Regions from separate parts of the Mus musculus genome. Here region 2 is linked to region 1. A link is a loop called in an ENCODE intact Hi-C map of the cell type or tissue named here. Cell type or tissue: left cerebral cortex. All regions are shown on one strand. Links, peaks and the distances in the headings refer to the core of each region. The heading gives the core; the rest is flanking DNA.

Region 1 (5,568 bases), core at 485-4,484:
ACTAACGAGTTCAGAGCTGCAAGAAGAATAAGAATATGTAGTTCATATTTTCAGCATCATAGAAATTCATTCTAGGAAAAAAATCTCAAATGCTTTTAATGTGGAAATGTTACAAATGAGTGTTAAGTTCAGAAAGGTTTGTTCTTTCAATACATACTGAGTTGTTAGCAGCTGTTAGTCTGTTCTATGCTGGGTAAAGAAGAGGTTAAGGTTCATATCATGGAACTCTTATCAAACTGGAAGATAGAAAATAAAACTGTAAAATACAAACCGCCTAGATATTACACGCAGTGCTGTAAAAGTCATAAAAAATACAGGAAATAAGAGGATGATATTTAGGTAGTGTGGTCATAAAAAGCCTGTGTGGATTTGGGGACCATAACTTAAGCAGGAAGGGTCAATGGACAAGGGGAAGAGAACAGCTTAAGGAACCGTGACTGGGAAAGCTCTGGCTAGGTCAGCAGAGTGGAGGGAGAAGGTGTATGAATTCCAAAGACCCGAGGAAATCCAGTCTGACTGGAGTTTAAGGAGAGAGAAAAAAGACAGTTTAATATAGAAGGAGGCAGAGGCCAAGACGTAGTGTCATGAAGGAACTGGGAAGTCGGAAGTTATTTCACATGTTGTAAAAGTGACCATTGTGTGTGGGGTGCAGATACAACAGCATTTGGATGGAAGACAGAGTGCCACTCTGTGCACTAACTTCTCCCCATTCACCCTTATGTGGGGTACCAGGGATTGAACTCATGATGCCAGACTTCCACAGCAAGTACCTCAACCTCCTGAGGCAGCCAGGCAGCTCCATTTTATAAATATGCTAGAAACACAATTAGATTTTTAAAAATATCATCTATCTATCTATCTATCTATCTATCTATCTATCTATCTATCTATCTATCTAAATTGTACTGGGTCTCACATTGCAGCCAGGCTGATCTGTAATTCACTGTGTAACTCAGACTGGCTTCAAACTCATGCTGTAGCCTCTTGAGTGCTGGAACTATAGGGATGAGACACCACATCTGAGTCCAGATGAAACACCAACCATCTAATGGAGAATCAACTGGAGAATATATTACAATCCAAATTGTCATAGATGATACCTTCTCATAAACACATGAACATGCTGAATTATATATAAAACTTTTATTTAAACACAAAAATGTTCATCATGGAACTTAAAAGAATATAAAAAGAGAATACTACAAAAGCTAACTACTCAAGTTTGAGTTTCTTACATATAATTGAAAACAAACTAGTAAAGAGCCTGAAAAGAAGAGAATATATAAAGATTAGAAAAACACAGCCTACTGCTCTGGAGAATAAGGAAGCCTTTTGTGTGTGAGAAAACAGTAAATACCCTTTGTGTATATGGTGGTAGGATCCAAATTTACTACACAAATGGGGAAAATTTCCCCTTAAATATAGTTAGTATAATGTGAGTGAGACTTCCAGCAAAACTCTCAACTGAGATACTCTCTCAACTCAGAACCAAGAACTCCCACAGAGCAAAGACTTCTGGAGCTTAGTTCCCACCAGTATCTCCTACAGCATTTGACAAAAGTGAACTCCTTGAGGAAGGGCCAACAGAACAACAAATAGGAGATTTGGAATGTTGCAAGGGGGAAAGTATAATTTTATACAGATGTATTTTATTGGCTTTTATTATCTCTTGCTGGTGCCTTGATTTGCATTCACAAGCAAGGCAAAACCTTTTAAAATACCATAATTACTGACTCTATTAAGATTAGTGATAAATCTTGTCTTATAGAAAATGTATAAATAAAATGTAACAGAAAGCACACAAGTAGGTTTAAAATTGTTGTTGAGTCACTAGTAAATGGTTATTGTGTGCAGAGGGCAAGCTGAATCCACTACCAGATTGTGACTAATACATTCTATTCTGGAGTTAATGTATATCTGTTTACACATTTAGTCTATGTTCAAAACTTGAACGAAACTAATCCTTTTGGATGGTATTTTGCCTTTCAAATATATTGAAAATAAACTCATCTTTAAGATAAGCATGTGTGGCATCCTTGAATTTTGGAAAACCTGTTACATTTCAAAGTTCAAAGATTACAAGAAAGATGTCAAACTTTTTTCTGATACTTATATAACTGAACTGCTCATTTCAATTGCTGGTGTCATATTTTATTTTCCAGTATACTCCTTTACTTCAACTTGATTAAAAATATTGACTCTCGAGTCGAAAATTAATATTCTTTAAAAAAATTTTCAATGTAGCCAATGTAATGTTTTCAGTTGTTTTTAGTAAAAATAATGAAAAAAAGAAATGGTTTAAAAAACGCTGACCTACACATACATGGACAAGCTTTGCATCTTCTAATTTTCTAAACTCTGCTTAAAACGGAGAAATGGAAGCTCAAGAAGATAGCTTTAGACAAAAGAAAAAAAAATCACCATTTAGGACTTGAGTGTGGTGTGTTGAGGGACTTCTATAGGCAGGAGGAGACCAGCAAAATATCTTGGCATAAGGATTAGGTTCTTAGACTCATTCATCATAGAAACAAGAAATCGAAATCTGCTAGATGTTATTGTCTAGAAGTGAACTGGCCAATGCTTAAATCTCAACCCTACACCCTGTTTCTCCATGACTTAGAACCTACAAGCCAAGGATGCTCCGGTACCGCCCACCTCCCAGGCAATACAGGCTCCGCCCAGCTAGTCAGGCAGTTCCGACCTGTAGGCCTCCTCTGTCACTGCCGCTCTACCTGTTTTCCTCAACCCTTCCTCATATTCCCATAACCCCCACTTCCCCCCAAAGATATAAAGCAAGAAGAACTGGAACGTGTAGCAGAGGCCTGTGAGTGGAAGCGAAGGCCGTGCTTTTGTAGTCCACCGAGTCAGGCTTTCAGGCATCGCTCGGGGCAGCCCCACAGGTACCGGGTCCCTGAATGCAGAGGGAGGCCTAGCGCCACAGTTCGGCACGCTGATTGGCTGTTCGCCGCGCCACTGAAGGAACCCGGATGTGCCTGTGGAGCTGTGTTGGCAGTCTGCGCGCGGAGATTTGGGCACTCTTTGGGTGCCCAGGGCTAGGCGGATGGCTCAGGATTGGGCGGGCTTCTCTGAGGAAGAGCTGAGGAGACTAAAGCAGAATAAAGGTAAGGTGTACTTGCGCGCGGGTGTGGAGTCTCGAGTCTGAAGGACAGGAGGCCGTCTTAGTGGGCGAGGGGGCGTGGGGGCTGGAACTCCAAGTTGGGGGACAGGGGTGGTGGGATTCCCTAGGTGTCTTTGCTGCAGAGGCCAGAGGGACGGCCCAGGGGTTTCTCTTTTAGCATCTGTTTTCTGATGATTTGATGTTTTCCTGTAAAAAGGAATGAGGTTAGGAAGAGAAAGCGAAGCCACCACCTGAATGGCCCCTAAGGGAGGCTTTTAACCCAAACCAATGGTTGTAAACTTGGGTTCAGGGTGAATGAAGACTAATACTGCATATACAGCATCATAATTGTGAACTTATAAAACCAGATATTTGGGAAAGGTGTCATGAGAGTGAATCAACGCAGAAGAAGTGGTATTTATGATCCATCCGCATTGCCTTTACTTCTGGCTACCAGATGAGTTTGCATTTCTTTCCAGTTCTTGGGAGTCAGCAAACTAAAAGGACTTTTCGAGAGGTTAGATTTGAAGTGCGTGTGTGTATTTGTGTGTACATGCACAGTGCACTTACATGTCTGTCTCTTCTGCCTTCAGGGACAGTGGAAATCTGCTGCCCCGGATGGGGCGGGGGGCTTTCTGGAATAATTATAGATCACTGTATGGGCTTGCGATAACGCTGCTTCTGATTTATTAAGTTTTCCAGTACTTGGTAGGAAAGGATGTAAAATGCTCTTGACCTGTGATTGCAATTTCACAAAAATGTCTGTGGTAGGCTTGGAAATGCCCATCACTTCTGTGAGAACTTTGTGCCACTCTTGGCAACATTTTAAAAAGTACCTTAAGGATAAAATTAAATTCTTCCATGTCTATAGTTTGTGAGATATCTGGATATGTCTTGGGTACTTGGAATATTTAGCCTAGATATGTGAATTATCTAGGACTGACAGGTGCAGAAGGAAGTAAATTACTAACATGGGGTCAATGTGGGGAAGACTGGACTGGCTGATCTTTCTTAGTACTGTCATGGAATTATCATGTCAGATGTGTTCCAACTGATTCTGTCCAGCTGGCTGTTTTCAGGTTCTTTCCTTCTGTAACTCATTCTCCATTCATATACCTATATGTACAAATGCAGGCACCTAGATCTGATCTGACTCAGTTCTCAGTATTTGAATCAGGTGTGTTGTCTGGTCCAGGGGCCTCTTCCGTCCTTGTCATGGGGAATGCTAACCTGCCATGAAGCACAACGTCTGCCTTAGAGATGTCAAAAGTAGCAGGACATCTTTGCCCTTAGAGACCTTGTAGATTCATGAGACAGACAGTACAATAAGGTGGTAGCCATAGAGCAAGTTCACGCTGAGGATTTAATGGACACTGGGGACATTTCATGGAGGTTGAATCTTGGCTTTAGCTTGATTTGACAAAGGTTTAATGTAGGACTCCAATATGTTTGTTATCTAAAAAGTATATTTTAACTGTTTAATTTGGATTTGGTTAGAAGGTGATGAGAACCTAAACTTTAAGGCCCGTCACTTGGTCATGAAACGCTAGACTGTGGGTATAAAATCACTCATCTATGACATCTGTAAGAACAGAAGTATCTTCCAGTTTTTATGTAGCCATAGTGGAACACAGTGATCAGAACAAAAATACCAAGTCTCCTTGGTTTCCCATTTTTAAAGCTGCAGAAATCGAGTCCTCCTCGCAGCTGTTAAGAATGCAGTTAAATAATCTAGGAAGATGGGATCTGTTGCCAGCCAAAATAAGTACAGGGTGCTTTTGAGACACTCGAATGCATAAATGCATGTGCAGTCAAGAATGTTCTTAGCCACCTTGTTTATAATATCCAAAAGTTAGAGACAAACGAGTTGTTTGCTAGCAGATGAGAGGATACATAATATGTGTTAGATCTATTGGTGGGACTCTATTAATCGCTAGTCACATTCATTAATAATGAATTTGTATAAATTACATGAATATTTGCAAAAGCAAGTTGTGGCTGAGTAGATAATAGTCTAAAAGAGTTTATATATGAACAAAATTAGGGAAAGCAGGTGCATTTTGAGAGTAGCTGAAGAATATCAAAGGAGTGAAGCAGAATTGGTAGAGAGGCAAGGGAGTGTGATGGGAGGGGTAAGTCTATACAGAAGCACCGCTAATTAATATATTAGGCAAAAGCAGTTTTAATTGAAGCAATAAAAAAACCTTTAAAACAGCCAGTTGTTTAAAGTAATGAAGGTTTATGTTTCAGTCTAGTGTCACGTGTAGCATGGGTTGCCAGTGAAGCTGATACAGTCATTCCATATAATCTTCTGATGCTGTCACATGACAGTCATTTTGGTAGGAAGAAGAGAAGATTGGAATTAGAACATTGGCAATTAAATGCTTTCACTAGCAAATAACTTTAATAAAAGTAAGTGATATAATTTTTGGAACTGGAAACATTTGTAT
Region 2 (5,568 bases), core at 670-4,669, 380 kb before region 1:
CATACATACGGGGGAACATATAAGGTACAGAACTGAGGAAACCTCCCTGCTGGTTCTTCAATGAGTCTAACAGGGAATTTCTTCATGTTCCTGTATGCCAAGCTTATATGACTGAAGAGAGAGAAGTGTTCAACAAAACCTTGTCATGTTGATTGTCAAGTTATTCCTAACAGGCAATAGGCACAAACCCCCTGAATACCTATCAACACTCGGTCACGAACAGCTTATAATATATCCATGCAATAAATATTATTCAGTAGTTACAACAAAGGAATAAAGTGTTATAGCACACTATATATAGTATAGCACAATATAACAAAAGTGAAACATAATTATACACTGTGAAAAAAACTGAACAAAGTATCATATATATCAAATCCAGCAAGTTCATGCCTTTTCCATTATGTCTGTATGTCTCATACACACACACACACACACACACACACACATATATATATACACATGCAATATATATGTGCAATATATATCATGTATGTGTGTATGTAAATATACACATGCTAAGGCAATGCAAACTTAGACAAAATTGAACAATGTTTTTAAAATCTTTTTCCAGATTATGACTAAAACATCACAGTGAGTAAGTAGATCAGTTGTATTGATTGTTTTCTAGATGATGTGGTTTTAAGAGGGTCCACACTAGTACAATGACTCTAAATAAAACCACATCTGACACACCCATAGTATATGAAAATCAGCAAATGCTACAATGGCAGCATGTTCTTTAAAACAACCTTCGGTTTAAAGTTGAAATTAGAAAGTGTACTGTATTTGACAGATAAAGAGTGTGTGTACAGGAGTATGGGAATGGGCACATGTGTATATGGTAACAAAATGACGTTAGAATGAGTACTCTGACCATGTATTTGTTTTTATTACATATTCCTTTTTACAAATCTCTACTGAAAGTCTTCTCATTTGCCTTTTCGTTAAAGATATAAAATGAAAAAGACAAAGCACTGTGTTCCCTTGTCTTGTACAAGCAGTATAGTTGATTTATCTTACAACTATTTGACTATGTTCAAGAATCCACTACCACTTGCAAGATTATTTCTAATTTCTTGCAAGATATGGCTAGAACCCTATCAAGTAAGGGAAAATACACTTAACAAATTTTATTAGGACTTAATGTCACCACCTAACATGCATGGTTTTTCTCTCAAAAGTATTTTCATACTTTGTCCTTATGTCCTTCAGAAAGTATTATCTCTCATTTTCAAATGAAGTAATTATGTCCAAAAAACCAAATCTATGTGCTCTTTGCAGTGGATTAGCAACAGAGCTTTAACGAAAAATAGAGACTCTACATTAGCATTTTAAAAGATTTATTCACTGCTCCCTCACAGTTGGTTCAGTGAGAGGTATATTTTTCTAACCATGGGTGGTCTTATTTTTCTACAGACATTAAGGAATCTCACAAAATTTCCTTTTTCTTGGTGTAGCTGATATCATACATATGTAAAAAAAAAAAATAGTAGGCTTTCGCATGCCAAGGTCTTAATAATAATGAACTTCCTACAGAAATTATACAGTGTATGTGACCGTCAAGTGAGTAAAGTGGACCAAGACCAGCTGACTGAACATCTCAATCCAGTCTTGCATAAAGCAAAAACCACCACGTCCGTCTTTATTCCACACACCCCACCATGATTTATGAATCTCAAACTGAACACAAATTGGTGATGTGACAGAATTCATTTCCAAGCTTCCATGGGATTTATCTATTGAGGAATCCAGGAGAGTGGGGCAGAACAAAAAACAAAACCTAGGAAATATGGGATTTATCTCGCCTAACCTGCCTCTTAATGAGGTTATAGATTAATGTAGCAAGGACATCATCAGATGCTGTCAGGACACCTCCAAGCCAAAGAGGACCTCGCGCCCCCGCAGGGCCCATCCTTTATTCCACCCCATCATTTTCTCCTCTTTCTTTCCTTCCCTGCGTCCCACCCCTTCTCGTGTCTAGCTCTGCCCCTGGACATCCCATGGTCAGCCGGGAAACACCTAAGGACCTGCTCAGGGCGGAGCCCGGGTCATCACCTTTTGAGGTATCTGGCGTCCTCGCCTTGCATGGCGGCGGCGGCGGCGGCAGCGGCGTGGGGAGAATGGGAGTGTCTGAGAATCTGGGAGGGCTACTTCCGGAGACCCGGCCAAAGTACCCTCAAAGCAGAGCGGTGACAGTCCCAAGGCCTGCAAGGCGGGGCGGCGGTGGCGGTGGCGGTGGCGGCGGCGGCGGCGCAGCGGTTACCACGGTGAACCCGCCGGCTCCTCCCACTGCTCCTGGGCCCCAAAACACTGGAGCAGCCCAGACCCGCCCAGAGCCGTCAGGGCCGAACTCTCCGCAAGGCGCATGCGCTCACGCGACAGCTACAGTCTGCGCAGGCTCAGGGTGAGGCTCCTGCGACAAATCTGACGCTCCCAGGAACAGCGCAGGAAGGGTTTGGTACTGATCTGGGAGCCTGTGATTTAGAGGCATATTCCTGGTCACTGCCCCCTGGAGGATGGGAAAGGAAGAAGCATTGCAAGCTGCAAAATTGGAACGTAAAGTCCTTAGCGTGAAAGGAGACAAGGTAACCAGTGAACCTTCTAGCTAACTAATGATGGTGATCAGACTAGCCTTTGACAACAACTTCTTTGGTGGAGCTTCTATTTTGGAACATGTAAAAGGTTCTGCATTGATTGCACTGAATTCTAGCTGGTGGAAATAGTCTGTGATGTGGATTGGATCAACTTTGAAAGTGGCATTTAAAATCCCAAAGTAGAAAACACTCCCTTCCATTATAACAAGCCAACTTCTGAACTTCCAAATCGTCCACTGATTAACTTTAACTCAAGATTCTTGAGAAATTGTTTCTTCTAAGGCAAATAATTGCTGACAATTTGGAGAGAGAAAAGAGCCGCTTTTTAGCCAAAGCAAGCTGTCTGCTCTGCTTTGAGATCCTTTAACCTGTCCATCACCGTCTTCTGGTATCACATTGTTAGCCATTCCTTCAAAAGAGTTAATAGTGATAGATTTTTATGCATAAAATGTCATGCAGAGAGACATTAAAGAGATGTTTTATGCCCCTACCAACTCACACCAATTAAATTTATTTCTGATAAAGTTGTAACTATTCTTTCAATTTATCAATAAGGAATTCCAGGCAAACTACATTCTCCATATTTATCAAAGTCTTCTTAACAAACTGTCACAAAGTTCTGTCTTATCGTTAAGGTAGTCATTATCTGCAGCTTTTTCTCTCCATCCACACTCTGATGATTAGTCTAATCGGTTCACACATGGGATTCTTCCTAACTGGACTTTCTATTTCAAATATTGATTATTCAAACCAAGGCAAAAAATGCACAAATTATCGTTCACAACATCTTTAACAATAAAAGCAAGGCACACTACTTTAAAGCAGTGGTTCTCAACTTGTGAGTCATGACCTCTCTGTGGGTGGAAGGACCCTTTCACGAAGGTCTCTAAAGTCATTGGAAAACACGAATATTTACATCAAGAGTCATAACAGTAACAAAAGTACAGTAGTTACGAAGTGGCAACCAAAATCATTTTATGGTTGGGGGTCACCACAACGTGAGAAACTTATTAAAGGGTCATAGTGTTAGGAAGGTTGAGAACCACTGCTTTAAAACTTCTGTAAAGGCTGGCAACGAAGCCTGCCTCCACCTCTGAGAATGTGAGTTCTATCTCTGGGACCCACACCATGGGAGGAGAGGAAGCTACATCTGCAAGTTGTCCTCTGACTTACACATGTGTCTGGTGACACACCACACACACGCACACACACACACACACACACACACACACACACACACACACACACACACGCACAGCAAAATAACTAAAAATATCTTTTTAATATAAAGCCTTCATATACCTAAACTTAAAAGATCAAAATATAGTTTACATTCAAATGAACATATTAAAGATTCTTGCAGAGGCTGAGTATGACTTGGAGGCCAACCTAGTCTATGTAGCCAGTTCCAGGTCAGTCAAGGATAAAAAGCAGAACCTGTTTTTTTTTTTTCCATTTTCATTAGGTATTTAGCTCATTTACATTTCCAAAGCTATACCAAAAGTCCCCCATACCCACCCACCCCCACTCCCGTACCCACCCACTACCCCTAGTTGGCCCTGGCGTTCCCCTGTACTGGGGCATATAAAGTTTGCGTGTCCAATGGGCCTCTCTTTCCAGTGATGGCCGACTAGGCCATCTTTTGATACATATGCAACTAGAGTCAAGAGCTCCGGGTTACTGGTTAGTTCATAATGTTGTTCCACCTATCGGGTTGCAGATCCCTTTAGCTCCTTGGGTACTTTCTCTAGCTCCTCCATTGGGAGCCCTGTGATCCATCCATTAGCTGACTGTGAGAATCCACTTCTGTGTTTGCTAGGCCCCGGCATAGTCTCACAAGAGACAGCTACATCTGGGTCCTTTCGATAAAATCTTGCTAGTATATGCAATGGTGTCAGCGTTTGGATGCTGATTATGGGGTGGATCCCTGGATATGGCAGTCTCTACGTGGTCCATCCTTTCATCTCAGCTCCAAACTTTGTCTTTGTAACTCCTTCCATGGGTGTTTTCTTCCCAATTCTAAGGAGGGGCATAATGTCCACACTTCAGTCTTCATTCTTCGTGAGTTTCATGTGTTTAGCAAATTGTATCTTATATCTTGGGTATCCTAGGTTTGGGGCTAATATCCACTTATCAGTGAGTACATATTGTGTGAGTTTCTTTGTGAATGTGTTACCTCACTCAGGATGATGCCCTCCAGGTCCATCCATTTGCCTAGGAATTTCATAAATTCGTTCTTTTTAATAGCTGAGTAGTACTCCATTGTGTAGATGTACCACATTTTCTGTATCCATTCCTCTGTTGAGGGGCATCTGGGTTCTTTCCAGCTTCTGGCTATTATAAATAAGGCTGCTATGAACATAGTGGAGCATGTGTCCTTCTTACCAGTTGGGGCATCTTCTGGATATATGCCCAGGAGAGGTATTGCTGGATCTTCCGGTAGTACTATGTCCAATTTTCTGAGGAACCGCCAGACTGATTTCCAGAGTGGTTTTACAAGCCTGCAATCCCACCAACAATGGAGGAGTGTTCCTCTTTCTCCACATCCACGCCAGCATCTGCTGTCACCTGAATTTTTGATCTTAGCCATTCTGACTGGTGTGAGGTGGAATCTCAGGGTTGTTTTGATTTGCATTTCCCTGATGATTAAGGATGTTGAACATTTTTTCAGGTGCTTCTCTGCCATTCGGTATTCCTCAGGTGAGAATTCTTTGTTCAGTTCTGAGCCCCATTTTTTAATGGGGTTATTTGATTTTCTGAAGTCCACCTTCTTGAGTTCTTTATATATGTTGGATATTAGTCCCCTATCTGATTTAGGATAGGTAAAGATCCTTTCCCAATCTGTTGGTGGTCTCTTTGTCTTATTGACGGTGTCTTTTGCCTTGCAGAAACTTTGGAGTTTCATTAGGTCCCATTTGTCAATTCTCGATCTTACAGCACAAGCCATTGCTGTTCTGTTCAGGAATTTTTC

The links. Hi-C counts contacts between places; a loop is a spot of excess contacts. Peaks named below come from ENCODE experiments on the same cell type or tissue, not always from the same donor. Only the 100,000 strongest peaks of a DNase experiment are listed, where the experiment ranks them.
Region 2: it touches region 1 in a loop (3-fold over the local background); 3 of 42 quality-filtered maps call a loop at or near these places.

Annotation. Positions count from the first base shown.
Region 1 is chr1:163,401,077-163,406,644 of GRCm38, reverse strand. It overlaps Gorab (golgin, RAB6-interacting), which reads left to right and starts at 2,976. Exons shown (of 5, transcript NM_178883.6): 1 at 2,976-3,122. The coding sequence starts at 3,062. Gm24940 (a small nuclear RNA gene) reads right to left here and starts at 4,362; the gene lies at 4,243-4,362. In left cerebral cortex, for the core only: no CTCF peak of the experiment used is centred there; a DNase peak (open chromatin) is centred at 2,935; H3K4me3 peaks cover 1,898 bases; H3K27ac peaks cover 716 bases.
Region 2 is chr1:163,776,393-163,781,960 of GRCm38, reverse strand. It overlaps Kifap3 (kinesin-associated protein 3), which reads right to left and starts at 2,378. Exons shown (of 20, transcript NM_001305643.1): 1 at 2,059-2,378. The coding sequence starts at 2,090. Gm51663 (predicted gene, 51663) reads left to right here and starts at 2,421. Exons shown (of 2, transcript NR_165475.1): 1 at 2,421-2,588. In left cerebral cortex, for the core only: a CTCF peak has its summit at 2,512 (motif pointing left); a DNase peak (open chromatin) is centred at 2,410; H3K4me3 peaks cover 1,577 bases; H3K27ac peaks cover 629 bases.